2 separate regions of the Homo sapiens genome follow, and region 2 is linked to region 1. The links are chromatin loops, found by intact Hi-C in ENCODE. Cell type or tissue: PC-9. All regions are shown on one strand. Links, peaks and the distances in the headings refer to the core of each region. The heading gives the core; the rest is flanking DNA.

Region 1 (2,924 bases), core at 180-2,679:
ATTACAGGTGTGAGCCATCACAGCCAGCCTAATGCCTTGCTTACGATATCCTTGTAGATAAGTTACACACACATTTCAAAAAGCAATGCCCAGTCTTGGACTGTCTGCTTCAGAAGGATGATCTATTTTAGAAACAGTCATGGCTGACAGAGGCTCCTAAGGCCAAGTTTCTTAGGTCCCCATTTTGAGCTCCACTCTTCATTAACTCTTAATACAATTTTAATAAATACACTTGGCTATTTTGGTTTTCCACATAGCAGATTATATGTGACAAACTAAGAGGTGGGGGACTCAGGAGGGGAGGGGAGCTGGGAGAATACGGGGCTTGAATGGCCAAGTAGCAGGACCTGCTGCTACATGCAAAATGACAGTTGGAGAGCAGCAGTCTCGTCATCGTCATTCATTTATTCATCACATATTCATTAAGCAAGTGATACATACAGGCACTGTGCAAACACACTTCGCCAGCTAGGGAGAGAAAAACTGATCAAAGAGCACACAGACAATCCCATAGGGATTAAAATACAACACAGTCAATAATAACAAAACATAGGTTTCAATATCCCCTGCTTTAGAAGCTGAATCTCTTGAGAGAGATTTCCTTCCAGTGGTTAAAAATGAAAAGTGTTGGCATTTAAATGAGTATCAGTTATTTGGAAAACTCTCATAACTAGGATATTTCATTGCCTAACTACACCATTTCAGGGTATTTTAGTTAATATGCAAATTGCTAACAGCTGTGAGAACAAAACCACCACTGCATCATCACAATGGACCGAAGATGCCGGCGGGTTTTGCTGAGCTCTCTTAATTAAGAACTGCTATGGAATTTTTTTTAAAAAAGAGTATATATACATATATAAAATTTACAGAAAATATTATTGAAAATACTTATATTCACAGAATTTATTATCTTGGAAAAACAAATATTTTCAGAGCATCTAAATACAAAGCATCTCCATTCAAAGAAACTTTAAAAAAATTGTCGGCTGGGTGCGGTGGCTCACGCCTGTAATCACGGCACTTTGAGGGGAACCAAGGTGGGTGGATCACCTGAGGTCAGGAGTTCGAGACCAGCCTGGCCAACATGGTGAAACCCCATCTCTACTAAAAATACAAAAATTAGCCGGGCCTGGTGGCGGGTGTCTGTAATCCCAGCTACTCAGGAGGCTGAGGCAGGAGAATCGCTTGAACCTGGGAGGTGGAGGTTGCAGTGAGCCAAGATCGTGCCTTTGCACTCCAGCCTGGGCAACAAAAGCAAAACTCCGTGTCAGAAAAAAAGGGTCATTTTGTTTGTTTCAGTATAGTTTTAATCTGTTTAGAATTTTAAATTGAATTGCTGCCAGATAAATTAAGCTTCGTCCTCACCTCTTATTTCCTTTTACCTGATTTACCTTTTCTCAAAGGAAAGAGACAATTATATTTCTGCCAGCAGTAATGATTTTTTTCCCTACGAATATACAATATCCTTTAAAAACCATGTCATCTCAAGGTCAAAGAAAACAAAAACCAATGAAAAGGTGGAAGAGGGAATATAAGATGTAAAAATCTTATTTAGGTTAGAAACTACTCAGTAGAGTTAACTTTATAATCTGATATACCGTTCTGCATTGTGGAAATAACATACAAAATGCTTAGACTTTCATAAAGAAAAAAGAAATAGAACTTATGCATCAAAAGAGAAGATAGTCAAACAGTTCCCTCTACTGGAAGGTTTAATAGGAAGCTGGACATGCCATATTCTTTCATACTGTGATTCACAGAAAAGTCAGAGAGCGTTCAGCAAACTGGAAATGGGTCACTCAGGAGGAGGGGCATAGGGTAGGAAGGACCAGCTAGGAAGCAGTTTATAGTGGGACTGTATTCATCACTTATATAATTAAATAATTTTCAAAAGCAACATACACAATTCTATGTAATTTTTTTAAAATGCATATATATGCATTTATATATGTATTTTCAAAAGTTTGGGTAGTATCACACCAGAAGGTTAACAATTTTTAACTCTGGCTATAAGGATTATGGGTGATATTTGTATTATTTTTATATATTCTTTTGAACTATATTTTCTGAATATCTTATAATAAGCATGCATGCATCTCTCTTGCTCTCTTTCTTTTTTTGAGCCAGAGTCTTGCTATAACGTTGAACTCCTGGGCTCAAGTGATCCTCCCATCTCAGCCTCCCAAGTAGCTAAGGATTACAGGCATGCACAACCATGTCCAGCTAATTTTTAATTTCATTTTACTTTTTGTAGAGATAGGTCTCACCGTGTTGCCCAGGCTGGTCTAGGACTTCTGGTCTCAAGCGATCCTCCCACCTTGGTCTTCCAAAGTACTGGATTACAGGTGTGAGCCACCACACCAGCCTCAGGCTTATAATTAGAAATTGATTCTATTTATCAAGAAAAAGTGTTTAAAGTCTGGTAAAAAATTAGAACATAAAAGTATTTTCTTTCAATGAAAAGAATCTCATTTCAATTATTATTTTTAACATACTCATTATCTGCTTTTAACAGTTATTTAGTTAAGAGTTTATTCCCTAAGAAACAAATATTGCAGGGCGGGCACAGTGGCTCCACCTGTAATCCCAGCAATTTGGGAGGCCGAGGCAGGCAGATCACTTGAGGTCAGGAGTTTGAGACCAGCCTGGCCAACATGGCAAAACCCCGTCTCTACTAAAAATACCAAAATTAGCTGGGAGTGGTGGAGGGCACCTGTAATCCCAGCTACTTACTTGGGAGGCTGAGTGACGAGAATCACTTAAACACAGGGGACGGAGGTTGCAGTGACCCGAGATCACGCCACTGCACTCCAACTTGGGCAACAGAGTGAAACTGTGTCTCAAAAAAAAAGAAAAGAAAAGAAAAGAAAAGAAACATATATTGCAAAGATGAAAATTTGGTTACTCAAAATCTGCCAAAC
Region 2 (2,924 bases), core at 122-2,621, 93 kb before region 1:
CAAAGGTTATGGGATGCTGCTGTTATGATAATCTCATGTCAGAGGTTCCTATGGAAGAGGAGAAAGGATGTACCTTTCTGTGTGTTCTCATTCAGAAGTCAAAAGTTTGTTTTTTAATGATTAGTTTACAGATTTGGGGCTGACTGATAGTATCTGGGCAGGGAAAAGAGACCTGTGACTCAGGTTGTTAAGGGAACCTGTGTATATGCTCTCACAAACTCGAAACCGTGTGTTGTGATCCTTAATTGGAGAAGAGGTAGTGCCCTTCTTTGTTATCATCACTAAAGAGTATAAATTATAAAGTCACAGTTTCTCATAAAGAGGCTTTGATAGTTTCACTTCCTGAAATGTGTATATTCACAATCTTTTGCAATAGTTATTTTAAGGTGATGTGTTTTATTTTTTTCTCTACTGCCTCTTCGAAATCAAAAAGTTATATATACTTTTTATTTTATATTAATCTTTTTCAATTTTTGTTTTTATAATTTTAATGTATTTTAAATTTATTTTAAAGTTTTATTTCTCCTTTTTGCTTTAATATTTCTTCCTTTTTAAATTGTTTTTCATTTTTCCTTTGTATGTGTTTTTCTTAAAAGAACAGAAGAATTAAAATAATATCTAGTGATGTAGGTATTTCAGTTTTGTTTTTAATCAGCCTTGAGAAGAAAATACAGGCTCAAATAACATTTGTAGTCAGTTCTAAATAGCTATAGAGTTTTCCCAAGGATTACCTTTCTTTTTTAGTATTATCTGATAACAAAATAAAAAAAAATTTTCCTGAGAAAATTCACCGTTCCTTTGCTTTTGTTGACTCTGTATATTAATGTTAAACAGGAAGCGAGGCCACTGCCAGGGGCTGAGCCCTGCAGACCCAGTGCCCTGCAGGTAGTGCCCTCCTCCCTACTGCCTCCCAGGACTGGATCTGGGCTTTTCTGGTGTGTGGTTACTGTGCTTATAGAGCATTGAGGTAACACCTCGTGCATATTTTACAGATAGAAGGAAAATAGCAGTGAATTTTAGTTCAGAGTCCTGAGGGTGAGGTATCAAATACTCTGGCTGAAGGTCTTTCTCTAGGTTTACTTCCTGCATAGCTGGGCAAGGGTGTGGGGTGGTGCCATGTGGGGTAACCAGATTCCCAGCACCCTGTGAGGTGGACCTTCCCGGGTTTTATGGATTCCTACCGCATGTTAGCTAAATGGCTGTTTTCAGTTGTGCAATAGATATGAGTAGCCTTTGGTTAGTGTTCTTTCTGTGATTACAACATGAGGAAATACATTCCTTTGGTGTGATATTTTAGTGGAACTTTAATTTTAAAATCATGTAGTTTTCTAAAACCAGGCTTTCTTTTTTTGGTATGTTGTCTAGGAGATATGTGGTCTTTATTTTAATTAAGTTGCTGACCTTTTTACTATTTTACATAATATAACAGTTAAAGGGTGATTAAACTGTTTTTTAAAAAAGTGATTTTTAAAAAAAAGTGCTTGTTGACATCATCTTTCTGAGAACACTAGTATATGTGATTTACTATAACAAGATCTTAGTTTTTCCTGTTGGCAAATGACATGTAATATTTACAGAGGTCTTGGGTTCAGTCCAGCAGAAACATCTCAGATAAATTGATGTGTGAAACTAAAGCCATTTTACATTTTCTTTCATATGGAGATAATATAAACAGTTTTTTCATTTAAAAGTAAGGAGAGACTGGCTATTTAGTATGGATTTCTTTGAGAGGGACAACTTGTAATAGTATGCATTCTCTAGAGTTAAACATCAAACACCATGTTTTTAGTTTTATAATTCAGTGATATGCATCCGGCAGTTGTGTGTTGAGGATTCTGAGTTAATTCATGGGCTTTTTCTCCTGGTGTCATGCTTCTCTTGCTTTCCCATCTAAATGTATAAGGTCACATTTTGTATTTCACATATTTAAATTAGCATAAATTCTCAATCTATGAGATTTTTACTTTTAAAAACTAGAAATATCTCTAAACTGTTAACAGAGTCTAAGTAGTGAAGTATCTTCAGTGGTCTTTTAAAGAATACAGTTGGAATATTCCAACTGTCTTTAAATATTTTCAGCATTTAACCTAAACACAGTTCAGTGCTAAAATTTATTTAAATATAGTGGAATTCTTATCTGTTGAGAAATGAAGAGGTTGAAATATAGTAACCTCGGAAATCTAGTCTCATCTATTTGAGACCAGTTATCGTTTTGTAGGTAGACCAATCAATTCTTAGGTACCAAGAATCTGAATGATCCTTTTACTTTTAGGAAGGTAAGTACTTTATTCATTTAACTATGTTTACTCCTGGTCGATTTTTCAAGTCACAATGGCTAATGTGCTACAAACAGAAGTGCTTCCTTTCCAGCACTATAGTAATAAACAAGATTGCATTTTATACTCCTTACAAAAAAAGTAGAGAATAGTTTAGGATTTGTCTCAACTCTATTATGATGCTAATTCATTTTTCTTATTTCTTCTGTCTTTTTATAAATACCTAGAATATTAATATGAAGATAAAAACAGTAATTTTGAAATGACAGTTGTGGTTTATCATTCTCTATTTTCAGATGATCACAGTCGTGTTAAACTGCAAAATGCTGAGAATGATTATATTAATGCCAGTTTAGTTGACATAGAAGAGGCACAAAGGAGTTACATCTTAACACAGGCAAGTAATACGATACCACGCAAATGTCTGAAAATGATGTGTTTGTGCTTGTTCTGCTTTAAATCATAGGTAAAAGTATATCTTGACTTCTTTTGGAAATGAAATGGTATTTCAGTTTTTTTCTGACGATGTAATGAATTATGGACATTATAAGGTTTTGAAGCTTTGAGTATTTAAGATAAAAGGCAAGTTATTTTTGATATTACACGTTCTGTGAAGGAAAATTCTTAGGAAATGGCTTAGGCCAGTTC

What was found. Hi-C counts contacts between places; a loop is a spot of excess contacts. Peaks named below come from ENCODE experiments on the same cell type or tissue, not always from the same donor. Only the 100,000 strongest peaks of a DNase experiment are listed, where the experiment ranks them.
Region 2: a loop joins it to region 1, with 3 times the contacts of the local background. A loop is called at or near these places in 4 of 110 quality-filtered maps.

The regions. Positions count from the first base shown.
Region 1 is chr18:12,743,108-12,746,031 of GRCh38, reverse strand. The region is part of intron 1 of LINC01882 (long intergenic non-protein coding RNA 1882); the gene reads left to right. Among named protein-coding and RNA genes, the nearest start is that of LINC01882, 4.9 kb to the left of the region's middle. In PC-9, for the core only: CTCF peaks have their summits at 1,485 and 1,688 (motif pointing left); a DNase peak (open chromatin) is centred at 1,731; H3K27ac peaks cover 48 bases.
Region 2 is chr18:12,836,540-12,839,463 of GRCh38, reverse strand. It overlaps PTPN2 (protein tyrosine phosphatase non-receptor type 2), which reads left to right. Exons shown (of 9, transcript NM_002828.4): 3 at 2,573-2,673. Among named protein-coding and RNA genes, the nearest start is that of PTPN2, 46 kb to the left of the region's middle. In PC-9, for the core only: no CTCF peak of the experiment used is centred there; DNase peaks (open chromatin) are centred at 253, 1,133 and 1,553; H3K4me3 peaks cover 1,875 bases; H3K27ac peaks cover 2,500 bases.